2 separate regions of the Homo sapiens genome follow, and region 1 is linked to region 2. The links are chromatin contacts, found by Hi-C or POLR2A ChIA-PET in ENCODE. All regions are on one chromosome and are shown on one strand. Each heading gives the region's core, a stretch centred on a gene start or an enhancer-like site at or near the end of the contact. The rest is flanking DNA. Distances are from core to core; before and after follow the strand shown.

What was found. A loop is a pair of places that touch in the nucleus more often than their neighbours do. ChIA-PET counts read pairs that join two places held with the same protein, here RNA polymerase II (POLR2A).
Region 1: a loop to region 2 is called in a map of IMR-90, with 2.8 times the contacts of the local background. The contact joins two enhancer-like sites. A Hi-C loop is called at or near these places in 1 of 168 maps with a recorded cell type or tissue (IMR-90). POLR2A ChIA-PET finds 5 or more read pairs at or near these places in 4 of 52 experiments (Panc1, activated CD4-positive, alpha-beta T cell, activated naive CD4-positive, alpha-beta T cell and 1 more).

What each region holds. Positions count from the first base shown.
Region 1 is chr16:25,131,690-25,136,969 of GRCh38, reverse strand. LCMT1 (leucine carboxyl methyltransferase 1) reads right to left here. Exons shown (of 11, transcript NM_016309.3): 3 at 4,447-4,568. Among named protein-coding and RNA genes, the nearest start is that of LCMT1-AS2, 15 kb to the left of the region's middle. Within about 2 kb of position 1,308, at least 3 of the 41 ENCODE cell types and tissues checked have a DNase peak (open chromatin) inside an H3K27ac peak, as active enhancers do.
Region 2 is chr16:24,977,222-24,982,175 of GRCh38, reverse strand. ARHGAP17 (Rho GTPase activating protein 17) reads left to right here. Exons shown (of 20, transcript NM_001006634.3): 2 at 3,171-3,210; 3 at 4,857-4,954. Among named protein-coding and RNA genes, the nearest start is that of ARHGAP17, 36 kb to the left of the region's middle. Within about 2 kb of position 1,920, at least 12 of the 41 ENCODE cell types and tissues checked have a DNase peak (open chromatin) inside an H3K27ac peak, as active enhancers do.

The DNA.
Region 1 (5,280 bases), core at 59-2,558, 160 kb before region 2:
CAGCTCTTATGGGACTTCTTCCTTTTTAAAGAGCTTTCCCATGCATTAGAACCTTGTAAAACTTCTGAATAAGAAGTCAGAGCAGAGAAAGCTTACAAAAGGCACACCCGGAGCGCTTAAGAAAGACATCCTGTGGGGCGCGGTGGCTCACATCTGTAATCCCTGCACTTTAGGAGGCTGAGGGTGGTGGATCACTTGAGGCCAGGAGTTCAAGACCAGCCCGGCCAACATGGTAAAACCCCATCTCTACAAAATAGCCAGGCACGGTGGTGCGCATCTGTAATCCCAGCTACTCGGAAGGCTGAGGCAGGAGAATCGCTTGAACCTTGGAGGCAGAGGTTACAGTGAGCTGAGATCACACCACTGCACTGCAGCCTGGGCAACAGAGTGAGACTCTGACGGGTTGATGGGTGCAGTAAACCACCATGGCATGTGTGTACCTATGTAACAAACCTGCACATTCTGCACATGTACCCCAGAACTTAAAAAAAAAAAAAAGATATCCTGTTTCTTGAGAAAGGGGCAAAATGGCTGTGACAAGTGATGCTTCAACTTCTTCTTCTGTGATTCTTGATGGCCCTTTTGATATTTCACTCCAAATAGCCTGCATGCAACTGACTGGTATGGAAGACACCGAGACTGGGAACAGCTGCCACAGGGCAGGAGGAATGGGGCACCCAAAGGGGACTCGACATGGCTGACCACCTCACAGACTGCCAAAATTGACCCTGCTTCCCTCCACAGGGAGATGGAGAAAAGTAGGCTGTAGGGATCCATTGGTTCCATGGAAACAGAATTCTGGAGACACCAAGAAATGGAGGCCCCTTAAAGGGTTTCACTCACCCATTATTCCTTTCCTTTTTTTTTTTTTTTTTTTTTGAGACAGCATCTCGCTTGGACACCCAGGCTAGAGTGCAGTGGCACGATCTTGGCTCACTACAGTCTCGACCTCCGGGGCTCAGGTGATCCTCCCACCTCCACCTCCCAAGTAGCTGGGACCACAGGTGTGCACCACCATGCCTGGCTGATTTTTTTATTTTTTGTAGAGATGGGGTTTTGTCATGATGCCCAGGCTGGTCTCAAACTCCTGAGCTCAAGCAATTCAACCACCTCGGCATCCCAAAGTGCTGGGATTACAGGCGTGACCAACTGCACCTGGCCCCTTTATTCCTTTTTTGTGACAAGACTAACTCTTCTTTGTCCTGTTCCTGCTCACTGCCAGCAGATGGGAGTCTTTAACTGTACAGTCTTGGGCTCCTGAGATTTTATGGAATAAGCTCACACCCATGACTCACAGCTAAACCTCTGCTGGTGCAACCTAGGAACCATTCCGGCTGGAAGGTGCATGAGACACTAAGACCCACAGACAATGTTTTCGCTACACTTTTAGAGACACACACATACCTCTAAAACAGAGATTGGCAAACTGCTTCTGTAAAGAGCCAGAAAGTAAATATTTTAGCCTTTGCAGGCCAGATGGTCTCTGTTGTAACTACTCAACTCTGCTGTTATAATTGTCATATGGCTGCTGAAGCACAATATGCAAACAAATGGGAGTGGCTGCCTTCCAATAAAACTTTATTTACAAAAACAGGCTGTGGGCCAGATTTGGCCCTGGGCTACAGTTTGTAACACCTGCTCTAAAAAAGCAAACAAATGTTATATATATATATATAGATATATATTTTAAAAGAAACTTCAGACCAAAAAAAGGCCTTCAGCCCAATATAATTACCAATCAAAACCAAAACATTTCCACAAAGAACTTTCAGACACTATACAGTCTTCCTTCCTCACTACTGACTGACTGCCTTTTTCTTAGGAGGGGTACGTAAGCCTCAGGTTACTTTGCTCATAAATAAGAGGCTCAGATTTATTAATTATTAATCCATCTACAAGACGGGAGAAAAAAAACAAATTGCGTGACAAGTCAACGGGGTCTCAGGTCCAATGGCAGGATCTCTCCAGCGGCCTGTTAACACTGACATAGCACATTCTCTCACACTGTACTGTGCTCTGGTTCCTCACACCACACCATGGGACAACTCATTACAAAAACACAACAGGTCAGCCGAGCATAGTGGCTCATACCCATAATCTCAGCACTTTGGGAGGCTAAGGCAGGTGGACCACTTGAGGCCAGGAGTTCAAGACCAGCCTGGCCAACACAGTAAAATGCTAGCTCTACTAAAAATACAAAAATTAGCTGTGCATGGTGGTGAACGCCTGTAATCCCAACTACTGGGGAGGCTGAGACAGGAGAATTGCTTCAACCCGGGAGGTGGAGGTTGCTGTGAGCCAAGATCACACCATGGCATTCCAGCCTGGGTGAGAGAGTGAGTAAGACTCTGTCTCAAAAATAACAATGACGGAAAAACAAAGATACAACAGATCTACAGAAAAGGGAAGGTCACCCTCCTGAAAAACCACAGAGGCTGTGTGCAGGGGAAAGAGGAAGAAATCCGGAGTTTAATGGGCAGATAACAATGCTTGATCCCTGCCCCAGAGCCTCTGGCTGCAGGATCCTGGAAGACAATCTTGCAGTCTCATTTCCCTCATCTGTGTAAAACACCCTTACAGAGTTCTCGTGTTAATTCATGAGGTCATATATGTAAAAACACTTCATGATGTTAGTGATTATATCTTGAGAAGAGAATGCAGAGGCAAAGAAATACCCACACTCTGTTGAAGTCACTGATTTCTCACTTCAATAAGAGAAGGGTTGAGAGCTCTGATGACCAAAGACCTTCATATCAGGTGAACTGATTAGGGGACAAAACAGATAAGTGGGTCTTGGTCAACATCCGCAAAAAATCTGGAGAAATGCACGTTCCCATTACTGTCACATGACGGACCTGACAGAAGAACCAAGCAAAATCTGTACAAACCTACAAAAAAAAAATGCAATTAGTGAGGACTTTTTTTTTTTTTTTTTTTAAGAGACGAAGTCTCACTCGTCGCCCAGGCTGGAGTGCGGTGGCATGATCTCGACTCACTGCAACCACAATCTCCTGGGTTCAAGCAATTCTCCTGCCTCAGCCTCCCATGTAGCTAGGATTACGGGTGCCCACCACCACACCCAGCTAATTTCTGTTTTTAACAGAGACAGGGTTTCACCATGTTGGCCAGGCTGGTCTCTAACTCCTGACCTCAAGTGATCTGCCCACCTCAGCCTCCCAAAGTGCTGGGATTACAAGTGTGAGCCACCATGCCCGGCCAATTAGTGAGGACTTTGTAGGGAAACGGTTTGGCTATTAAAATCTAAGCCCAGGAGGCCAGGCACGGTGGCTCACGCCTGTAATCCCAGCACTTTGGGAGGCCGAGGTAGGCAGATCACAAGGTCAGAAGATTGTGAGCAGCCTGGCCAACACGGTGAAACCCCGTCTCTACTAAAAATACAAAAATTAGCCAGACATGGTGGTGTGCACCTGTAGTCCAAGCTATTCAGGAGGCTAAGGCAGGAGAATCGCTTGAACCCGGGAGGTGGAGGCTGCAGTGAGCCAAGATTGTGGCATTGTACTCCAGCCTGGGCAACAGAGGAGCAAGACTGTCTCAAAAAAAAAAAAAAAAAAAAAAAAAAAAAACCTAAGCCCAGGAGCCAAAGACCACACTCCAGTTTTCTTTCCCTCTGAGAATGTAATTAGACCTGCATTCATACTCTAACAGAGCAGTTAAGAGACCAAATCAGAAAAAGATTACAAAATGGCTTTGCAACATATTATCATCACCCAGCCATATGAATCTCCAAATTTTACCCAAGAAGCCATTATCCTGACAAAATCTTAGTTACTGTCAAAATTACAAATATAGGCTGGGCGCAGTGGCTAATGCCTATAATCCCAGCACTTTGAGAGGCTGAGGCAGGAGGATCGCTTGAGGCCAGGAGTTCAGGACCAGCCTGGGCAACATAGTGAGACCGCTGTCTCTACACAAAAACTTAAAAAATTAGCCAGATGTGGTGGCGCATGCCTGTGGTCCCAGCTACTTGGGAGACTGATGTGGGAGAATTGCTTAAGCCCAGCAGTTCGAGGCTGTAATGAGCCATGATTGTGCCATTGCGTTCCAGCCTGGGTGACAGGGCAAGACTCTGGCTCAAAAAAAAAAAAAAAAAGTTACAAATGCATGCATGAGCTCTCCATTCCAGCAATTCTACTGGTAGAATTTCTCCTCCTGACATATTTCTACTCATACTGAGGGAAATATAAGGATTTTTATTATAGCTCCATTTGTAACAACAATTAGAGACAACCTAAAATATCTGTCACCAGGGCCCTGGTGAGATAAAACAGGACTGAGAGTCGTAGGGGCATCTAGGCAGATGGGACAGGGGTGGGAGACAGGCTTTCGCTGCATAACTTTTAATATATGTTTACATTTCGAATTAGGTGAAAATCTAACGAAAAAAATCTAAACACTTGGGGAGGGAGGAGGGGAATTTGAACATACCTTTAATCTCCAGAAGGTGGTATCCATGCCTGCCCCAAGGTTGACAATTTGACAATGACATTCTGTCTTCCGTAGAAATGCCTTTATAAGCTGACTGACACCATGGACTCGAGCAAAATATCCTAGGGGGGAGGGGAGGCACAGAAACAAGCTATCACCCAGTGATGACAGAAATTATCCCTGTGAAGCCCACCCCAGGAGAAGAGCAAAACAGAGAGCATGCGCCCTTCTGCAGTGTCAGAGGTTAATCTGCAGACTCTATGGGAGAAACAGCAACTTTCAAATTTTTTTTTTTTGGTTAAAGGCATCTGAACCAAGGTAAGTATAATCTATTTCATGAAGCAATTAACTACCTTTGAAAAAATGAGCTATAGTTTTATGTATGAAAAATAAGTGTTTTACATTGAAACGTCTAAAGTCCATCTTGGAAATGTGCCTTTCATGGCTATAATGAAAGCCACTCTGGACTCGGGTAAACCTGAAAATTGTGAGATCATATGAAAAATAATAGTATGGGTCAGGAAACTGAGCAGATGAATGTTAACACAAAGGAAGCTATATTTGTTATCCTGTTCCCTTCACCTCCACCCTGAATGGGTTAGTCTCTATGTAAAATGGGGGTCGCAGAGAAGACCAGCAAATTGCTGCCTAATAAAATGGCTTGCTACTAAAAACACAAAAATTAGCCAGGCATGGTGGTGCACAACTGTAATCCCAGCTTCTTGGGAGGATAGACCACAAGAATTGCTTGAACCCAGGAGGCAGAGGTTGCAGTGGCCCAAGATTGCGCCACTGTTAAGTTTTCGGGTGGAGGGTTGGGGAAAAGGAGATGGA
Region 2 (4,954 bases), core at 671-3,170:
CACCTTGGCTTCCCAAAGTGCTGGGATTATAGGCGTGAGCCACCACCCCCAACCTCTAAAATTGATTTAAAAAAAAAAAATCTAAGCCTGCAAATCTAAAATTGATTTTATTAATGTAATATATATATAGCCTCCACAAACACAGGAAACAAAGGGGAAATTTCTTTTTAAACAGTACATTAACATTTTCATATAATATATTCAATATAGTTTTCAGCCTCCAGACCTTTTCATGTAAAGTACCTCTAAAGCAGAGGGTCCAGTTAATTTGAAAAAAATGGCTGGAAATACACTGATTTTCTTTACATTTTAGATACTCTGAGGTATGTTTTCTGTTGTGCATTTGTAGAGCTTGACATTGGACCAATTCTTTAAGTTAGGCACACTTCACCCCTGGCCATATCAATCAAGCATGCTACTTAAAAGTGTAAGTAACATGCTATTTTTAAAAAACCTCAAAACTGTGATTCATGTAGTTTAAAAAGTCAAATAATATAGTAAAAGACTTACCACAAAATACGGTGGGTTCACTCCCTACTCTCTGAGATTTCCCAACTCCAGAAGCAACTACTTTGAAATATTAACAGTTTATTGTGACATTTATTCATATTCATAATTATAAGTAATATGTGTAAACTATCGTTTGGGTTATCAAATTAGTTACTGTCTGTTGACTTTCTGTTCTGATAAATGAGGGTTTAGGGCCCTTTCCCTCTGCTTCTGCTCCCCCCATCCTTTCAATACAGTTATAATTTTTCATTGTATTACTATTTGATATTTATATTATGTCCAATCAATTATTTGCAGCTGAGCATACTAGTTACTATGACTATCTTTATGTTTCCAGTGGACTTTTTGTTTTTCCTGAAGTTAATACTTGCCTCGTTTTTATGTTTGCTTTATTTTCTTTGTGGCTGTTGCAGCACTGTGCTCATAACTGTTTAACAACTGCCAAGCTCCTATTTGAATTGTTTGCAGTTGTTTATGTTTTTGATTTCAAGTACCAGTGTGAGGTTACTGAGCAAGGAGTTGGGAGAAGATGCACATGGTTGGTTGGTCTGAGTTGGCTCTAGCATACCTCTGAGCTATTACTAACTTTCCCACATCTGCTTATAGCCCACATTGGGATTGTAGAGCAAGTTCTTCTCTTCTTCTGTTATTTTTTAAAAAATAATTTGCTCTGAAAAAGGACATATTTGTTCTGATTCTCAGGTTGAATCTCTTTTTTTGAACTTGTGAAAATTTTAATAGGCCTTGAGACTTCTCTGTGTATACTCGTACTTACAGAAGGAAGTCATTTTAGAGTTGAGGTGGATTCTGTGAGAGGTATACAGGGCCCTGTCCAGATTTGGGGGTTTTGGCTAGGGAAGAAAGGCAAAAGTTACCCATTCCCTGGTGGCATTTTGCTAAAGGAGGGATGAGGCATTGGCGAGAGGAATGGGGGCGTCTAATGGTGAAACTATGACGATCTCATGCCAGGTGTGTTCTTGCTAGGCTGACTGTCAGGTTTCTTTTTGAGTCTGGTTCTTTGACCTCATGGTCAGCTGGGGCCCTGCTTCCCTTCCCTAACTGGTATGACTACCTGTGTTTGGCTCTTCAGCAATGCCTGGCACCTTGCTTGCCAAGCAAGGTCTAGGGTAGCATATGTTGGCCTGTTGCTGGTGGAACCTTTTCATAGAGTTGAAAATTGGCTGCCTCTGGAAGCTGGGGCCTTGGCTTTGTCTCTAGGCCCTGATCCTCTGGCCCTGGGAAGTATTTGAGTCAGGTCAGCATTCCAGTTTCCTGCAGAAACTGGTGAGTGAGCCACCCTGTAGGCATCTCCAGGTTGACTGGGACAGTGCCATGATGACAAGTGTTAGAATCCCCCATGGCAATGCCCTGTTCTGGCTAACGTGCCATTGCCTTAAGTGTAGACTGGAGGAGCTGTGCGCTTCTTTCCCTTGCCCACAGTTGGCACTACTCTGAGCTTAGCAGCATTTCGAGGTCATTCTAGGGGTCTCATTTACTTTCTGGCCCAAGAGCTTTTCCTGCTCTTGCATTGGTTCCCGGCCAAGATCATACAATCCCTGTTCTGAATTTCCGGTTCATTGACAGCCTTCCCCTGACTCCCTTCACTGTTCAGAGCTGAAACATACTTTTTCTTTCTCTTTTAAAAATTTCCTTCACGCCAGGCGCGGTGGCTCACGCATGTAATCCCAGCACTTTGGGAGGCCAAGGTGGGCGGATTACTTGAGGTCAGGAGTTCGGGACCAGCCTGGCCAACATGGCAAAACCCTGTCTCTTCTAAAAATACAAAAATTAGCTGGGCGAAGTGGCACGTGCCTATAATTCCAGCTACTCGGGAGGCTAAGGCACGAGAATCGCTTGAATCCGGGAGGTGGAGGTTGCAGTGAGCTGAGATCACACCACTGCAGTCCAGTCTGGGCAACAGAATGAGACTCTGTCTCAAATAATAATAATAATAATAATAAAATAAAAATTATTATGGTCTGACAGTTGAGACTCCGCCAGCTCGGAATGCCCCCTTCTGATTGCTGGCCACCGTGTTGGTTTAATGGAAGGGTTGATGAAATTAGTAGTAGTTCAAAGCATAGCAGAGAAAGTTGTGGAAACACTTAGTTTCTTTTCAAAGTAAGGATGGAGAGGAAATTTGAAGGAGGAACTAATTGTTATTGTGTGTGGTGGTCTAGGCTTGCATCTTTGCATAACGTTTCTGGTTGTGAACTGAAGTTTAAGCTTCTGTAGAACAGTGTTTTCTCAAAGCCATGTCTCTAGACCTCCTGCAATGGAATTCTGAGCAAGGAGTGGCTGTTAAAAATGCAGGGTCTATTGAATTAGAATAGAATATCCAGAGGGACCTGGGAAATGGCATTTTATATCAGCACCTGCTGCCCTTGGTGATTCTGTGCCTGCTCAAATTTGAGAACCACTACTCAGGATCATTTGTTCTTGTTTTGGGCTGCTATTCCCCACAAAGTTTTGCTTAGTTATTTTTCTTTGGTTTTGCTTAAATTGCTCTCTGATGTAAAAATTGGTAAACTGCCCCTGCCAACCCTTCTAAATTTATTTCTGCCTGTTTTGCTTTAAACTCCAGGCTAATAATTATTAAATTTTAGGAGTTGCCTTTCATTTTTGGATTTCTAACTCTGAATTTTTAATTTTTCCCACAGAGCTGAGAAAACAGAAGTCCTTAGTGAAGATCTATTACAGGTAACAAAATATAGTCTCCTTTAAATGATCTGTTTAAAGGATGGAAAAAAATTCCTATGTGAGAATTGAGGCCTGTGGGCTTTTTTTTTTTTTTTTTTTAACCAGAAACAGAATAAAATTAATTAGTGTGATTTTGAGCAGGAAAGAAAACAGTTTTGTTGCATGATGATGAAAAGGGGATCTGAAACCCAGCTACCTGGGTTCGAATCTCACGTCTGCGCTGGTTAGCTTTGTGGCCTCAGGGATTTACTGAACTTCCCTGCGCCTCAGTTTCCACTTCTCTAAACTGAGGGAAAGGCCTTATCCACCTCACAGGTTGTTAGGAGGGTTTAATGAGTTAAGCAGGAACAGCACTGGGAACGGAGCCTGGCACGTGGTAAGTGCTAGATATTAGTGATCTATTATTATTACTGCCACTGCAAGCCACAGAGACTGTCTGTTTCTGACGTGAAACATCCCTTGATTTGCCCTGTGTTCTTCTGCCTTTTTTTCAGTCTCTGTTAGAGCAGTTGTGTGGCATTTCCCCAGGGGGCTGTGCATCCCAGCGGGGCAGAACCAGCATTTATTTGCTGTTGATTCTTGAATACCTTGCACAGGAACTCAGTAGACATGGGCCCTCTCAACGAATATTAAATGAGCACCTTCTGTTTCTGTGAAAGATAACGTCCCAGGCACTGGGAGAAATCAGTGAACAAAACAGATCCAGGCTTCTGTCCTTGTGGAGTTTACATTCTAGTGGAAATTGGAATCAAAATTAAATCATGGAATTTGTTCATTTTTTGCTTTTCTCTGGTGGCAAATGAATGTGGATTAGTTTTCTAATGTTTGAAAATCTGGTCATTGCAAGATTTGGGGAAGGTAATGTGGAATCTGCTCCTAAATCTCCCATTGCCTGCCAGCCCTGAGTCCTGGGGCTATGGGCTTGGATCTGAAGAAACGCTGCCCTTTTGAGAAAGAGGCACAGACCATCTCGATGCGTAAAATGGTTTGGGGTCAAATGTATTCTGTTTTGAATTTGTTGATTTATCTTTAAAATAGAAAGCATCCCAAAGGGCCTGCTCTCATTCTTCATGAGTCATCAGAATACACATTTTTGGCATTCCTTCCTGTAAAAAGCGGCTCTCTTTGCCATAAACAGCCATATTCTAGCAATAGTATTTTGGGAAGCTGCTTATGATGCGTGGGTCCCCTAAGTCAGTGTTTCTTATTGCTGACTGTCCATTCTGCTTTAGAGGTTTATTTAAAACACACACACACACACCCCAAACCCAATAAGGAATAATTTTGAAAACACAGATCTTGCAGTTAAATTGTGGAACGTTTATTTTGCTGCTTCTGTCTGATGTACATTGTGTGGAAGGCTCAGTTGCCATGAACTGGAGAGAGCTCTTTGGCATCTCTGGTTTTTTCCAGTTGGCAGTGGGTCTGGGCCCGGATCATTCATTTTCATTTCTGCCTGGTCCAACCTGGTGCTTTTCTGGTGCTGTAGTGTGTAAACTGACTGGCGCCACTCAGTGTGATAGCAAGGTGTAGCCAAGATCATCCCTTTTCCCTGCATGTAGATTCAGCCATGCTTTTCCTACCAGCATGCAGACACCACAAAAGAAAGAGGATGAATTTGTTCTCTTTTGTCTCTGCCTTGTCAGATTGAGAGACGCCTGGACACGGTGCGGTCAATATGCCACCATTCCCATAAGCGCTTGGTGGCATGTTTCCAGGGCCAGCATGGCACCGATGCCGAGAG